Regions from separate parts of the Homo sapiens genome. Here region 2 is linked to region 1. Evidence: read pairs that join two places in POLR2A ChIA-PET (ENCODE). Cell type or tissue: B cell. All regions are shown on one strand. Each heading gives the region's core, and the rest is flanking DNA. Links, peaks and the distances in the headings are about the cores only.

Region 1 (8,326 bases), core at 272-8,271:
GTGTGGTGGTGCACGCCTGTAATCCCGGCTACTCTGGAGGCTGAGGCAGGAGAATCGCTGGAACCCGGAAGGCAGCGGTTACAGTGAGCTGAGATCACGTCAGTGCACTCCAGCCTGGGTGACAGAGCAAGACTCCATCTCAAAAAAAAAAAAAAAAAAAAGCCATATGCTCCTAATGTCAGAGATCCTGTCTGTAGAAACAATGGGATGTATTTGTGTTTTGTTTTGTTTTGAGACAGAGTTTCGCTCTTGATGCCCAGGCTGGAGCGCAGTGGCACGATCTCAGCTCACTGGAACCTCTGCCTCCCGGGATCAAGCAATTCTCCTGCCTCAGCCTCCCCAGTAGCTGGGTTTACAGGCATGCACCACCATGCCTGGCTAATTTTTGTATCTTTGGTAGAGATAGGGTTTCTCCATGTTGGTCAGGCTGGTCTCGAACTCCCAACCTCAGGTGATCCACCCGCCTTGGCCTCCCAAAGTGCTGGGATTACAGGCGCGATCCACTGCGCCTGGTGAAACAATGGGGTGTAAAAGTACTACCTGACCTTTAGCAGCAAGGAAGGGGACCCTAGTGCAGCCTGATTCATGGTTCATTGTAACTGTATTTCTGTCTGGAATCTGGCATGCAATCCTTGTCAACTCTGTAGGAGGGGTTTTGAAAGGGTCATTGCAGATATTAGAATTCTGAAGATGAGATCATCCTGGAAAACATGGTAGTCCTAAATCCACAGACGACTCTCCTTAGGAGAGACACAGAGAGGAGACACAGTAGAGAAGGACCCGTGAAGACGGAAGCAGAGGTTGGAATGCTGTGGTCGCCACCGAGGAATGCCTGGAGCCCTCACAAGCTGGAAGGGGCCAGGAGGGATTCCTCCCTAGAGCCTCTGTGGGGAGCGTGGCCCTGCAGATGTTTTGATTTCAGACTTCTGGCCTGCAGAACTGTGAGAAAATAGGTTTCTGTTGTTTTAAGTGACTCAGTTTGTGGTACTGTTATAGCGGCCACAGGAAGGAAACAAATCCAGGGGTCAGATGGTTCTCATTGCACTGGGTCTGCTGTCAGCCAACCTTGCCTTTCAGGACCTAGTGGTGTTCAGAATGAAATCTTTCACTTTCACTTTTTTTTTTTGAGACAAGGTCTCACTCTGTCACCTAGGCTGGAGTGTAGTGGGGCAATCTTGGCTCACTGCAACTTCTGCCTCCCAAGTTCCAGCGATTCTCCTGTCTCAGGCCAAGGCAGGTGGATCACTTCAGGTCAGGAGTTCAAGACCAGCCTCGCCAGTGAAACCTTGTCCCTACTAAAAAAATATAAAAAATACAAAAATTAGCCGGGCGTGGTGGTGTCCACCTGTAGTCCCAGCTACTCGGAGGCTGAGGTGGGAGAATCACTTGAACCCAGGATGTAGAAGTTGCAGTGAGCTGAGATTGTGCCACTGCACTCCAGCCTGGGCAGCAGACTGAGACCCTGTCTGAAAAAAAAACAAAAAACAAAAAACAAAACAGCTGGGTGCAGTGGCTCACACCTGTAATCCCAGCACTTTGGGAGGCCGAGGCGGGCGGATCACGAGGTCAGGAGTTCGAGACCAGCCTGACCAATATAGTGAAACCCTGTCTCTACTAAAAATACAAAAATTAGGCCGAGTGCAGTGGCTCACACCTGTAATCCCAGCACTCTGGGAGGCCGAGGCGGGTGGATCACGAGGTCAGGAGATTGAGACCATCCTGGCTAACATGGTAAAACCCCGTTTCTACTAAAAATACAAAAAAAAAAAAAAAAATTAGCTGGGCGTGGTGGCGAGCGCCTGTAGTCCCAGCTACTCCAGAGGCTGAGGCAGGAGAATGGCGTGAACCCGGGAGACAGAGCTTGCAGTGAGCCGAGATCGGGCCATTGCACCCCAGCCTGGGCGACAGAGTGAGACTCTGTCTCAAAAAAATTTATCTTCCGAGTAATGTGCAAAGGAAATCAGTATTCGGAAGAGCTATCTGCACTCCCAAGTTCTTTGCAGCACTATTCACAATAACAAGATATGGAAGCAACCTAAGTGTCCATCAATGAATGAATGGATAAAGAAAATGTGGTGCATATACACAATGGAGTACTGTTCAGCCTGATAAAAGAAGGAAATCTTGTCATTTGCAACAACGTGCATGAATCTGGAGGACATTATGCGAAGTAAACTAAGCCTGGCGCAGAAAGACAAATAGTTCATGATCTCACTTGTATGCAGAATCTAAAAAAAAAAAAGTCACATTCACCGAAGTAGAGAGTAGAACAGTCCTTACCAGAGTCTGGGGTCGCGGAAAACATGTTGCCCAAAGGATACAAAGTTTCCATTAGGAAGAGTAAGTCCTGGTGATCTATTGCACAGCAAGGTGGCTATAGCTAATCATAATGTATATTTTTTCTTTTTCTTTTTTTTTTTTTTTTTGAGACAGAGTCTCGTTCTGTTACCCAGGCTGGAGTGCAGTGGCACAATCTCGGCTCACTGCAACCTCCACCTCCCGGGTTCAAGCAATTCTCTGCCTCAGCCTCCTGAGGAGCTGGGACTACAGGCGCCCGCCACTACGCCTGGCTAATTTTTATATTTTTAGTAGAGACAGGGTTTCACCATCTTGGCCAGGCTGGTCTTGAACTCGTGACCTCGTGATCCACCTGCCTCGGCCTCCCAAAGTGCTGGGATTACAGGCGTGAGTGACTGTGCCCCACCCCATAATGTATTTTCAAACTTGTGAAATGAGTGGATTTTAAATGGTCTCACTATAGGGTCTGGTGCGGTAGCTCACATGTGTAATCCCAGCATTTTGGGAGGCTGAGATGGGAGGATCACTTTAGCCCAGGTGTTCAAAACCAGCCTGGGCAATATTTTACACACCCTGTCTCTAAAAAAACAAACTGTTCTCGCTACAAAGAAATAAGTATGTAAGGTGATGGATATGTTCATTAGCGCGATCTGCTTTATAATATATACAGTATTGAAACATCACATCATACTCCATAAACATATGCAATTACTTGTCAATTAAAAATTAGGGATCAGATGTGGTAGCTCACACCTGTAATCCCAGCACTTTGGGAGGCCAAGGCGGGTGGATCACTTGAGGTCAGGAGTTTGTGACCAGCCTGACCAACATGGTGAAATCCCAACTCTACTAAAAATATGAAATTAGCCAGGCGTGGTGGCACGTACCTGTAATCCCAGCTACTTGAGAGCCTGAAGCAGGAGAATCGCTTGAATCCAGGAGGGGGAAGTTGCAGTGAGCCAAGATTGTGCCATTGCACTCCAGCCTGGGCAACAGAGCAAGACTCTGTCAAAAAAAAAAGAAAAAGGCTGGGCATGGTGGCTCACGCCTGTAATCCCAGCAATTTGGGAGGCCAAGGCAGGCGGATCATAAGGTCAGGAGTTTGAGACCAGCCTGGCCAACATGGTGACACCTCGTCTCTACTAATAATACAAAAATTAGCTGGGTGTGGTGGTGTGCACCTGTAGTCCCAGCTACTCAGGAGTCTGAGGCAGGAGAATGGCGTGAACCTGGGAGGCAGAGGTTGCAGTAAGCCAAGATTACCTAGTGACAGAGCAAGACTCTGTCTCAAAAAAAAAAAAAAGAGAAAGAAAAGGAAGGAAGGAGAGAGGGAGGGAAGGAGAAAGAAAGAGAAAGGAAGGAAGGAAAGAAGGAAGGAATGAAGGAAAGGAATGAAGGAAAGGAAGGAAGGAAGGAAGGAAGGAAGGAAGGAAGGGCTGGGTGCAGTGGCTCACGCCTGTAATCCCAGCACTTTGGGAGGCCGAGGCGAGCGGATCACGAGGTCAGGAGATCGAGACCATCCTGGCTAACACGGTGAAACCCCGTCTCTACTAAAAATACAAAAAAATTAGCCGGGCGTGGTGGCAGGCGCCAGTAGTCCCAGTTCCTCAGGAGGCTGAGGCAGGAGAATGGCGTGAACCCGGAAGGCGGAGCTTGCAGTGAGCCAAGCTTGCAGTGAGCCGAGATCGCGCCACTGCACTCCAGCCTGGGCAACAGAGCGAGACTCCGTCTCAAAAAAAAAAAAAATAGAAAAGAAAAGAAAGAAAGGAAAGAAAGAGAGAAAGGGAGGGAGGGGGAGAGAGAAAGAGAAAGAGAGAAAGAAAGAGAAGAAAGAAAGAAAAGAAAAGAGATCTTCACTGTGGTCTGGCTTCTGTTGCTAGTCGTTGTGTCTCCCTGGTTGAAATGTCCATCTTAGCATCCCGTTACTCTATCGGCATTCAACTCTGGTAGTCACTGGTGTGACATTATTGCGTAAATGTTCCTGGCCAACAGAGAAGAGGAAAATTTGTAGAAGGGAAGAAAGAATGGATGAGGGAGCATGGGTGGAAAATTTAAGGGTGGTCTGAGCTATACCCAGGAAGCCTGGGATCGGGAAAACCCAACTCTCAGTGCCCTTGGGGCTGAGAGCAACATAAGGTTTAGCAGCCTTAGTAATTTCTTTAAAATCTAAACTGGGGCCGGGGGCAGTGGCTCATGCCTGTAATCCCAGCACTTTGAGAGGCTGAGGTGGGTGGATCATCTGAGATCAGGAGTTCGAGACCAGCCTGGCCAATGTGGCGAAACTCCATCTCTACTAAAAATACAAAAATTAGCTGGGCATGGTGGCGGGCGCCTGTAATCCCAGCTACTTGGGAGGCTGAGGCAGGGATAATTGCTTGAACCCAGGAGATAGAGGTTGCAGTGAGCCGAGATGGTGCCACTACATTCCAGCCTGGGCAACAGAGCAAGACTCCATCTTAAAAAACAAAATCTAAATTGGACCAGGCATGTTGGCTCACACCTGCAATCCCAGCACTTTGGGAGGCCAAGGAGACCAGCCTGGACAACACAACAAGACCCCACCTCTACAAAAAACTTTAGAATTTGCCAGGCGTGGTGGCACATGCCTATAGTTCCACCTGCTTGGGAGGCTGAGGTGGGAGGATCGCTTGAGCCTAGGGAGGTCAAAACTGTAGTGAGCCATGATTGTGCCCCTACACGCTAGCCTGGGCAAGAGAGCGAGACCCTGATTCTATATTAATTCCTTGAGCCACTGTGATTTTGATTTTTGTCCCAGCAGCCAACAAAGAAAAAGGCTTCCTTCATTGACTTCTGTGGGGATTCAATGACGTCGTACACATAAAGCACTTAGCATATGCCTGGTACATGGTAGGTGCTCACTAAATGTTCATTATTCCCACCCCCCATTTTGGTTTTGGGAAGGAGATGCCTTTGGTCTCCAGACTGGCTTCTCAGGGGTATCCCTAAGGTGTATTAGGAAGTTAGGACATGTGGCTTCTATGCAGGTCATTCTCTATTCCTGTTACCTACCCCAGGTTCCATCAATCTGCAGTCCAATCCTGTTTTTTGGTGTTTTTTTTTTTTCTTTTTTTTGAGACAGAGTCTTGCTCTGTCTCCCAGGCTGGAGTGCAGTGGAGTGATCTCAGCTCACTGCAACCTCCGCCTCCCAGGTTCAAGCAATTCTCCTATCTCTGCCTCCCACAGTGCTGAGATTACAGGCATGAGCCACTGCGTCCGGCCAACCATCCTGTTCTATGTCCTGAGAGCTGACCTCTAGGCCCACACCACTGGGCTCCATTGCCCTCTGCTTTGGGGTTGGATTCAGCCAAAAGGAGGTACTGGTGGGAGGGAAAAAGCCTGGGCGTTCCCCTGCAGCTTCACCCCCTCAAGAGCAGATCTGCTTCTTCCAAAGGGAACCTCTTTTCTTTCTTCAGTCACATCCATTTTTTTTCTTTTTTTTTGAGACAGAGTCTCACTCCATCACCCAGGCTGGAGTGCAGTGGCGCGATCTCAGCTCACTGCAACCTCCACCTCCCGGGTTCAAGCAATTCTCCTGCCTCAGTCTCCTGAGCGGCTGGGACTATAGACAAGGCATGTGCTACCATGCCTGGCTAATTTTCTGTATTTTTAGTAGAGACGGTGTTTCATCCTGTTGGCCAGGCTAGTCTTGAACAGGACCTCACATGATCCACCCGCCTTGGCCTCCCAAAGTACTGGTGTGTCCAGAATCAGTGGGTTCTTGGTCTCACTGACTTCAAGAACGAAGCCGCAGACCCTTGCAGTATTACAGTTCTTAAAGGTGGTGTGTCGGGAGTTTGTTCCTTCTGATGTTCGGATGTGTTTGGAATTTCTTCTTTCTGGCGGGCTGGTGGTCCCGCTGGCTTCGGCAGTGAAGCTGCAGACCTTCACGGCGAGTGTTGCAGCTCTTAAGGCAGCACGTCTGTAGTTGTTCATTCCTCCCGGTGGGTTCCTGGTCTCACTGGCCTCAGGAGTGAAGCTGTAGACCTTCGCGGTGAGTGTCACAGCTCATAAACGCAATGCAGACCCAAAGAGTGTGCAGCAGTAAGATTTATTGCAAAGAGCAAAAGAACAAAACTTCCACACCATGGACGGGAATGGGAGCAGGTTGGCACTGCTAGCTCGGGCAGCCTGCTTTTATTCCCTTATCTGGCCCCACCCACATCCTGCTGATTGGTCCGTTTTACAGAGAGCTGATTGGTCCATTTTGACAGGGTGCCAATTAGTGCGTTTACAATCCCTGAGCTAGGCACAAAAGTTCTCCAAGTCCCCACTAGATTAGCCAGACACAGAGCACTGATTGGTGCATTTACAAACCTTGAGCTAGACAGAGAGTGCTGATTGGTGTATTTACAATCCCTTAGCTAGACACTAAAGGTTCTCCAAGTCCCCACCATATTAGCTAGATACAGAGTGCAAACCTTGAGCTAGACACAGAGTGCTGATTGGTGTATTTACAAATCTTGAGCTAGACACAGAGTGCTAATTGGTGCATTTACAAGCCTTGAGCTAGACAGAGTGCTGATTGGTATATTTACAATCCCTTAGCTAGACATAAAGGTTCTCCAAGTCCCACTGGACTCAGGAGTCCAGCTGGCTTCACATAGTGGATCCCGCACCAGGGCAGCAGGTGGAGCTGCCTGCCAGTCCCGCGCTGTGCGCCCGCACTTCTCAGCTCTTGGGTGGTCGGTGGGACCCGGCGCCGCGGAGCAGGGGGCGGCGCTGGTAGGGGAGGCTCAGGCCGCACAAGAGGCCATGGCGTTGGGGGAAGGCTCAAGCATGGCAGGCTGCAGATCCCGAGCCCTGCCCGGCGGGGAGGTAGCTGAGGCCCAGCGAGAATTCGAGCACAGCGCCGGGACCCGGCGAACCCTCCGCAGCTGCTGGCCCGGGTGCCAAGCCCCTCACTGCCCAGGGCCGGCAGCGCCAGCCTGCTGCTCCGAGTGCGGGGCCACGGAGCCCACACCCACCTGGAACTCACGCTGGCCTGCAAGTGCAGCGGGCAGCCCTGGTTTCCACCAGTCCGCACCTCCCCACAAGCTGAGGGAGCTGGCTCCGGCCTCAGCCAACCCAGAGAGGGGTTCCCACATTGCAGCCGCAGGCTGAAGGGCCCCTCAAGCGCGGCTAGAGTGGGCGCCTGAGGCCCAGGAGGCGCCGAGAGCGAGCGAGGGCTGCGAGGGCTGCCAGCACACTGTCACCTCTCACTGGGATTACAGGCTTGAGCCACCATGGCCGGCGGACATCCTCTTCTTAAATGCCCCTCCACTAAACCCTTTGAGGCCACCCCACGTGCTTCCCTCCAGCCCCAAACCCGCCAGCAACCCCAGGCACAGGGCCTGGCCCGGTTTCTTGCAAAACTTTCTGAACCCGCTCTGACTACTAAGTGGTTAAAAATATCCACTCCACCCAGGCAATTTTGCTAAGCTTATGTCAGGGGGAGAAAGGGAGACTCCGGAGAGCTCACAAATGAAGCAAATTGCTGAAAATCGGATTTTTACTGTCTTATCTCGGAGCCACATGAGAGGAGAGGAGATTGCAATTTCTGCGGGAACTTTCTCACATCCCCGAGTTTGAAGAGAGCAAGTGGCAGGGGAGGAGGTGCAGAGAGAAGGCTGGGAGAGGGAACCAGAAGAGAAGAGAGAGGTGTGAGAAGGAAAAAGCAAGTAGAGGCTGGGAGCGGTGGCTCACGCCTGTAATCCCAGCACTTTGGGAGGCTGAGGTGGGCGGATCACTTGAGGTCAGGAGTTCAAGACCAGCCTGACCAACATGGTGAAACCCTGTCTCTACTAAAAATACAAAAATTAGCTGGGTATGATTGCGTGCGCCTGTAGTCCCAACTACTTGGGAGGCTGAGGTGGGAGAATCGTTTGAACATGGGAGGCAGAGGTTGCAATGAGCCAAGATCACACCACTGCACTCCAGTCTGAGTGACAGAATGAGACTCTCTCTCAAAAAAAAAAAAAAAAAAAAAGCAAGAAGACAGAGGGGGAGGAAAGAATACACAAGAGAAAAG
Region 2 (8,326 bases), core at 324-8,323, 75 kb before region 1:
GCTGGTTATGAACTGAGCTCAAGTGATCTGCCTGCCTCAGCCTCCCAAAGTGCTGGGATTACAGGTGTGAGCACCGCGCCCGGCCCACCCTGCTAGATTTTAGTTCTTGATCTTGCTCCCTCTCTGTCTCCCCCTGAGAATGTCAGCCCCAGGATATTTGTCTATTTTATTTCCTGCTGTGCCTCCAGAGCTCAGAAAAGGGTTGGGGACTGTAGGGACTTGTTGAGTCAATAGATCGGATGGTGACAAGCCCATAGCCGAATTTTTAGGGCAACATTTTTTTTTTTTTTTGAGATGGGGTCTTGCTCTGTCACCCAGGCTGGAGTGCAGTGGCGTGATCTCAGCTCACTGCAAGCTCTGCCTCCAGGGTTCCTGTCATTCTCCTGCCTCAGCCTCCCAAGTACCTGGGACTACAGACGACCGCCACCACGCCCAGCTAATTTTTTGTATTTTTAGTAGAGACGGGGTTTCGCCGTGTTAGCCAGGATGGTCTTGATCTCCTGACCTTGTGATCCGCCCACCTCGGCCTCCCAAAGTGCTGGGATTACAGGCATGAGCCACCACGCCTGGCCTAGGGCAACATTTTTATAGCCTTATTGAGGAATAACTTATATAGCCTATAATTCGCCCATTACAAACCTACAGTTAGATGACTTTTAGTAAACTCACCTAGCTGTGCAAGTATTACTACAATACAGCATTTGAGAACACTTTGATTTCCCCCCAAATCCCCACATTAGCAATCCATCCGCACTCCCAGCCTCAGCTCCAGGTAATCACTAATCTGCTTTCTGTCTCTAGAGCTCTGCCTTTTCTAGAAATTTCATATAAATGGAATTGTACAATATGTAATATTGTGGGTCTGGCTTCTTCCACTCGGCATATTTTTGAGGTTTATCCATGTTGCTGTGTTTATCAACAGTTTGTTGCTTTCTATTGCTAACCAGTGTTTCCTTGCATGGGAGGACCACAGTTGTTTGTCCATTCATCTGTTGATGGACACTTGAATTTGTCAACATAAAAGAGGCTGGGCTGGGTGCGGTGGCTCAACCCTGTAATCCCAGCACTTTGGGAGGCCGAGGCGGGCGGATCACGAGGTCAGGAGATCGAGACCATCCTGGCTAACATGTGAAACCCCGTCTCTACTAAAAATACAAAAAATGAGCTGGGCGTGGTGGTGGGCGCCTGTAGTCCCAGCTACTCAGGAGGCTGAGGCAGGAGAATGGTGTGAACCCGGGAGGCGGAGGTTGCAGTGAGCCGAGATCGCACCACTGCACTCCACACTCCAGCCTGGGCGACAGAGTGAGACTCTGTCTCAAAAAAAAAAAAAAAAAAAAAAAAAAAAGGAAGAAGCTGAAGCATAAAAGATGATTTAAAGAGTTTACTTGGGGCCAGGTGCGGTGGCTCATGCCTGTAATCCCAATGCTCTGGGAGGCCAAGGCGGGCGGATAACCTGAGGTCGGGAGTTCAAGACCAGCCTGACCAACGTGGAGAAACCCTGTCTCTACTAAAAGTACAAAATTAGCCAGGCGTGGTGGTGCACGCCTGTAGTCCCAGCTACTCAGGAGGCTGAGGCAGGAGAATCGCTTGAACCCGGGAGGCGGAGGTTGCCGTGAGCAGAGATCATGCCACTGCACTCCACTCCAGCCTGGGCAACAAGAGCAAAACTCCGTCTCAAAAAAAAAAAAAAAAAAAGAGTTCACCTGAGGCCAGGCACAGTGGCTCATGCCTGTAATCCCAACACTTTGGAAGGCTGAGGGAGGAGGATCACTTGAGCTCAGAAGTTTGAGACCAGCTTAGGCAACGTGGCAAAACTCCGTCTCTATAAAAAATACAAAAAAATTCTCAGCATCTTGGGAGGCTGAGATGGGCGCATCACTTAAGGCCAGGAGTTCACAACCAGCCTGACCAACATGGCAAAACCTAGTCTCTATTAAAAATACAAAAAAAAAAAAAAAAAAAATAGCTGGGTGTGGTGGTACATGCCTGTAATCCCAGCTACTCTGTAGGCTGAGGCAGGAGGATCACTTGAACCCAGGAGGCGGAGGTTACAGTGAGCTGAGATCGTGCCACTGAATTCCAGCTGGGCAACAGAACGAGAATGTCTCAAACAAACAAAAAATTAATCAGGCAGAGTGGTGCATGCCTGTGGTTCCCAGCTACTTGGGAGGCTGAGGTGGAAGGATCGCTTGAGCCCAGGAGTTCAAGGCTGCAGTGAGCTATGATGGCACCATTGCACTCCAGCCTGTGCGACAGAAATAGACCCTGTCTCAAAAAAAAGAAACCCCAAAACACAACTTAGCCAGGCGTGGCGGTGTCCACTTGTAGTCCTGGTGACTTGGGAGGCTAAAGTGGGAGGATCGCTTGACCCAGGAAGTCGAGGCTGCAGTGAGCTATGATTGCACCACTGCACTCCAGCCTGGGTGACAGAGTGAGACTCCATCTCAAAAATAAAAAATAAATCTTAGCTCTTCTAATAGATGTATGAAGTGGTATCTCCTTGTGGTTTTAATTTGCATTTCTGTAACAACTAATGCTGTTGCGCATCTTTTCATATGCATATTTACCATCGAAATGTCCTCTTTGGCGAAGCATCTGTTCAAATCTTTTGCCCATTTTTAAACTGGGATTTTTTTTCCTTCTTATTGTTGAGTTCCGTATATATTCTTATATAAAGAGTTTTTATTTTAAGAGTTCTTTATATATTCTGGATACACATTCTTTCAGAAAAATGATTTGAAAATATTTCCTCCTAGTTGGCGGCTTGTCTTTTTATTTTCTTTATGTCTTTTGAAGAGCAAAAGTTTTCATTGTGATGAAGTTCAATTCGCTCATTATTTTTTTCTTTTACGGATTGTGGTTTTGGTGACATAGGTAAGAAACCTTTGCCTAATCCATGGTCTCAAAGATTTCTTTTTCTTTTTTTGTCTCCTGAGACGGAGTCTTGCTCTGTCGCCCAGACTGGAGTGCAGTGGTGCAATCTCGGCTCATTGCAACCTCCGCCTCCCCAGTTCAGGTGATTCTCAGGCCTCAGCCTCCAGAGTAGCTGGGATCACAGGCATGAGCCACCACGCCTGGCTACTTTTTAAATATTTTTAGTACAGACGGGGTTTTGCCATGTTGGCCAGGCTGGTCTCAAACTCCTGACCTCAGATGATCCCTCCACCTGAGTCTCCCAAAGTGCTGGGATTACAGGCATGAGCTACTGCGCCTAGTCTCATTTAGTCATTTAGTTACTTTTTGTGTGTGATTATGAGGTAGGGTCTAAGTTCTTTTTTTTTTTTTTTTTTTTGAGACGGAGTCTCGCTCTTGTTGCCCAGGCTGGAGTGCAATGGCACGTGACCTCTGCTCACTGCAACCTCTGCCTCCCGGTTTCAAGTGATTCTCCCTCAGCCTCTCAAGTAGCTGGGATTACAGGCACCTGCCACCACGCCCGGCTAATTTTTTTTTCTTTTTTGAGATGGAGTCTCTGCTCCCATCACGCACAGTGAAGTGCAGTGGCTCAGTCTTGGCTCACTGCAACCTCTGCCTCCCAGGTTCAAGTGATTCTCCTGCCTCAGCCTCCCAAGTAGCTGGGATTACAGGCATGTGCCACCAAGCCTGGCTAATTTTTGTATTTTTAGTAGAGATGGTGTTTCACCATGTTGGCCAGGCTGGTCTCGAACTTCTGACCTCAGGTGATCCACCCACCTCAGCCTCCCAAAGTGCTGGGTTTACAGGCATGAGCCACCATGCCCAGCTGGGTCTAAGTTTTAAATTATTATTATTATTTTTTTACACGTGTATATCCTATTCTTGGGAAAATTTAAAGGGAGTTATTTCTGTTTCTGGTAACGTGCGCGTTCAGTGTGTGCTCCCCTGCCTGTAATTCTCCCATTAGGGTCAGGGCAGGGCTGGAGAAGCGAAAACCATAACTAGAAGAGACTTCCCCAACAGGATGTTGCCCAACCCTGGCCGGGCTGACATTCAGCCTCGAGGGTCCTTATCGGCAGTACAATTGCAGCTGTGACCAAACCCAGCCACCCACAGCCTGACACCCCCAACATCCTTGACCTTCCCTTTAGCTTCGGGCTTGAGCAGGCCTTTGATACTCAAATAGAGAAAGGAGACAGCAAGACCCCTGTGCCTTCTCAGAGGGGGCACCCCCTTCCCCGATGCCTTCACGGGTCCTGCCTCTCCGGGACCCAGCTTCCCTCCTGGCCACCCCACCACCTCCCCAGCCACACCTCATTTCCACCCATCTAGAGAGGGTGAAACACAAACACTCCTGGCAGCCCTGCCCGAGTGTGTCCTGGGACATGGTGGGGTGGGGGCTCCCTGACTCCTGGGAAGGGGAACTCTGGGGTGGCCTGTCCTCCCAGCTCCTCACCCCACTGGTGCCTCGCCCCATGAGTCGTGTGAAAAGGCAACAAAACCAACCGCAGGGAGATATAAAATCTCTTCCTGTATCTGTGACAGCTGTTATGTTGGTCTGGCCGTCTGTTCTTCCTGTGAGCACCTGAATCCGTTCAGACCAAGCTCTTCCTCTCTCCAAGAAGCCTCTATGGCTCCCACCTCACCCAGTAAAATCCAGTCTTCCCCAAGGCCCACAAGGCTTGGCTGTGTGATTTGCCCTGTCACCTCCAGCTCTCTTCCCCTCATTCACTTGGCTCCAGCCACCCCAGCTTCCTCACTGTTCCCCAAATAAATATGCCAGGCCCAGTCCAGCCTCACAGCCTTTGCATGCGCTGTTCCCTCTGCCTGGAACACCTTTCCCCCAGATATTTTTTTATTTTTTTATTATTTTGTGTTTTTGAGACAGAGTCTTGCTCTGTTGCCCAGGCTGGAGTGCAGTGGCGCAACCTCAGCTCACCACAGCCTCTGCCTCCTGGGTTCAAGCCATTCTCCTGCCTCAGCCTCCCGAAAAGCTGGGACTACAAGTGGGCATCACCACGCCCGGCTAATTTTTGTATTTTTAGTAGAGACGGGGTTTCACCATGTTGGCCAGGCTGGTCTCGAACTCCTGACCTCAACTGATCTGCCTGCCTTGGCCTCCCAAAGTGCTGGGATTACAGGCATGAGCCACTGCGCCTGGCCCCTCTCACTCTTTTGTCTGCCTAACATACTTGCTCAGAGGTCACCTCCTCAGTGAGTACTTCCCTGACGACCCCCATATTTGAAATTTTAGCTTCCTTCCCCCAGTCCTTTCTAACCTTTCCCCTCTATTTTATTTTTCTCTATAGCACATCACCTTCTAATATTTTAATTCATGAATTTACATAGAGTGTCAGTCCCATGGGGGCAGGGGTTTTTCTGTCTTGTTCACTGCTGTATCCTCAGCACCTAAAACAGGGCCAGGGACACCACAGGTGCTCAATTAATGTTTCTCAGCCAGGTGCAGTGGCTCAGGGCTGTAATCCCAGCACTTTTGGGAGGCCAAGACGGGCACATCACCTGAGGTCAGGAGTTCGAGACCAGCCTGGCCAACACGGTGAAACCCTGTCTCTACTAAAAATACAAAAATTAGCTGGGTGTGGTGGCGCGTGCCTGTAATCCCAGCTACTAGGGAGGCTGAGGCAGGAGAATTGTGTGAACCCAGGAGGCGGAGGTTGCAGTGAGCTGAGATTGCGCTAGTGCACTCCAGCCTGGGCAACAGAGCGAGACTGTGTCTCAAAAAAATAAATAAATCAAAATAAATAAATAAATAAATGTTTCTTGAATAAATTGTCACTTTTGCCTACACTCTTTGTCTACTGAGGTCTGTAGGGCCATCCCCACCCTCATCAACAGGAGTGGCTCATGGACTCATTCTATCCTTTCTAGCCACTGTGATTGGTTCCTAAATGACATGTGACCCCAAACTGTCCAATCAGAGGGAGCCCAGGAATTATTATTTTCTTCTTTTGAAGCAGGGCTTCACTTTGTCACCCAGGTGTGAGTGCAGTGGCACGATCATGGTTCCACTGCAGCCTCAATTCCCAGGCTCGAGTGATCCTCCCTCCTTATTTTTTAATTTTTTTTTATAGAGATGAGGTTTCACTATGTTGCCCGGGCTGGTCTCAAACTCCTGGGCTCAAGCAAGCCTCCTGCCTTGGCCTCCCAAACTGCTGGGATTACAGGCATGAGCCACCACACCCAGCCAGATTACTTTGTTTGAGCCCGTGAATCCAGCTGTCCCTGAAGCCAACATATCTTAAACTTTTCAATGACACAAACCAATAAATTATCATTATTTTTTCTTTAAGCCAGTTTGGGTTTGGATTTTTTACTTGCAACTAGAATAGTCTTCCCCAATCAACCACCTCTCCCTCCCTCCCTTGCTCACTCTCTTCTTTCTTCTCTCCCTCCCTCCTTCCTCCTTTCTCTCTCTTTTTTTTTTTTTTTTTTCAGGACCAACTCTGGTCCAGGCTGGAGTGCAGTGGCATGATCTTGGCCCACTGCAACCTCTGCCTCCCAGTTCAAGCAATTCTCCTGCCTGAGCCTCCCGAGTAGCTGGGATTACAGGCACCTGCCACCATGCCTGGCTAATTTTTGTATTTTTAGTAGGGACGGAGTTTAGCCATGTTGGCCAGGCTGGTCTCAAACTCCTGACCTCAAGTGATCGGCCCACCTTAGCCTCCAAAAATGCTGACATTGCAGGCGTAAGCCAGCGCGCCTAATTTAATCTCTACTATATCTTGGCAGAGTCACTATGTCCTCCAACACAGCTGAATCAAAACCGTATTTCACCTTTCTGCCAAACAGCTCTCCACCCATCATTCCCTCCTCCGCCTTCCCCTGCCATCCCCTCCCCCACTCTGTGTGGGGGACTCTGCCCAGTATGGGAATGAATTATGGCTCCCCCACTAGAGGGCTGCGTGCCCTCGCTAAGTGACTTCACCTTTCTGGGGCCTCACTTTCCCCATCTATAAAATGAGGTCATAACAGTATACCCATTGTTCCCAAGTCTGCCTCCTCTCTAACCACGCCCTTTTTTTTTTTTTTTTTTTTTGAAACAGAGTCTCGCTCTGTCACCCAGGCTGGAGTGCAGTGGTGCGATCTTTGCTCACTGCAATCTCCACCTCCTGGGTTCATGTGATTCTTGTGTCTCAGCCTCCTGAGTAGCTGGGACTATAGGTGCCCGCCACCATGCCCAGCTAATTTCTTTTTTTCTTTCTTTCTTTCTTTTTTTTTTTTTTTTGAGATGGAGTCTCCCTCTGTGAGGCTGCCAGTGGAGTCCAGGCTGGAGTCCAGTGGCATAATCTAGGCTCACTGCAACCTCTGCCTCCCGGGTTCAAGCGATTCTCCTGCCTCAGCCTCCTGAGTAGCTGGGACTACAGGCGCATGCCACCATGCCCAGCTAATTTTTGTATTTTTAGTAGAGACAGAGTTTCACCACATTGGCTGGGATGGTCTCAAACTCCTGACCTCCTGATCCACCCACCTCGGCCTCCCGCAGTGCTAGGATTACAGGCATGAGCCACCGCGCCCGGCCTCTAATTTTCATATTTTTAGTAGATACGGGCTTTCACCATGTTGCCCGGGCTGGTCTCGAACTCCTGATGTCAAGTGATCTGCCCGCCTTAGCCTCCCAAAGTGCTGGGATTACAGGCGTGAGACACCATGTCAGTCCTCTAACCCCTTCTGACTGACCCATCACTTGAGCCTTGCTCACTTGCCCTGCTCCGGCCCTCTGGCCCCTGCTCCTGGCTCACTTGCCCTGCTCCCCCAAGTCCACTCCTTGGCCATAGAAGAAGGTCTCAACCCACCGGACCCCCACGGCCACCACAGTCAGGTCTGGAACTCTGAGGAGGCTGTTGTCATCACCCCCATTTCACAGATGAGGATACTGGGCCCTGAGTCACCCAGCCAGGATCTAAACAAGGCAATTTACATAAGAGAGGTAAAAGTGTGGCCAGGGGCAGTGGCTCATGCCTGTAATCCCAGCACTTTGGGAGGCAGAGGCAGAAGGATCTCTTGAGGCCGTAAGTTTGAGACCAGTCTGGGTAACATAACAAGACCCCATCGCTGCAAAAAACTATTTTTAAATTATCTAGATGTGGTGGTGCGTGCTTATAGTCCCAGCTACTTTGGAGGATCGCTTGAGGCCAGGAGTTCAAGGCTGTAGTGAGCTATGAGCATACCACTGCACTCCAGCCCGGGCAACAGAGTGAGACCCTGTCTCTGTAAAAACAGAGAGCAAGGGCCGGGCACAGCGGCTCATGCCTGTAATCCCAGCACTTTGGGAGGCCGAGGTGGGCAGATCACTTGAGGTCAAGAGTTCGAGACCAGCCTGGCCAACATGGTGAAACCCCATCTCCACTAAAAATATTAAAAAATTAGCCAGGTGTGGTGGTGTGCGCCTGTA

The links. Peaks named below come from ENCODE experiments on the same cell type or tissue, not always from the same donor. Only the 100,000 strongest peaks of a DNase experiment are listed, where the experiment ranks them.
Region 2: POLR2A ChIA-PET joins it to region 1 with 11 read pairs; 5 of 35 experiments call an interaction of 5 or more read pairs at or near these places.

Annotation. Positions count from the first base shown.
Region 1 is chr19:14,276,644-14,284,969 of GRCh38, reverse strand. No RefSeq gene overlaps it. Among named protein-coding and RNA genes, the nearest start is that of LINC01842, 53 kb to the left of the region's middle. RefSeq lists a silencer at 6,759-7,053. In B cell, for the core only: no CTCF peak of the experiment used is centred there; no DNase peak of the experiment used is centred there.
Region 2 is chr19:14,352,108-14,360,433 of GRCh38, reverse strand. The region is part of intron 1 of LINC01841 (long intergenic non-protein coding RNA 1841); the gene reads left to right. Among named protein-coding and RNA genes, the nearest start is that of LINC01841, 7.7 kb to the left of the region's middle. RefSeq lists enhancers at 4,076-4,125, 4,196-4,375, 4,436-4,535. In B cell, for the core only: no CTCF peak of the experiment used is centred there; DNase peaks (open chromatin) are centred at 3,951, 4,433 and 5,288; H3K4me3 peaks cover 480 bases; H3K27ac peaks cover 1,901 bases.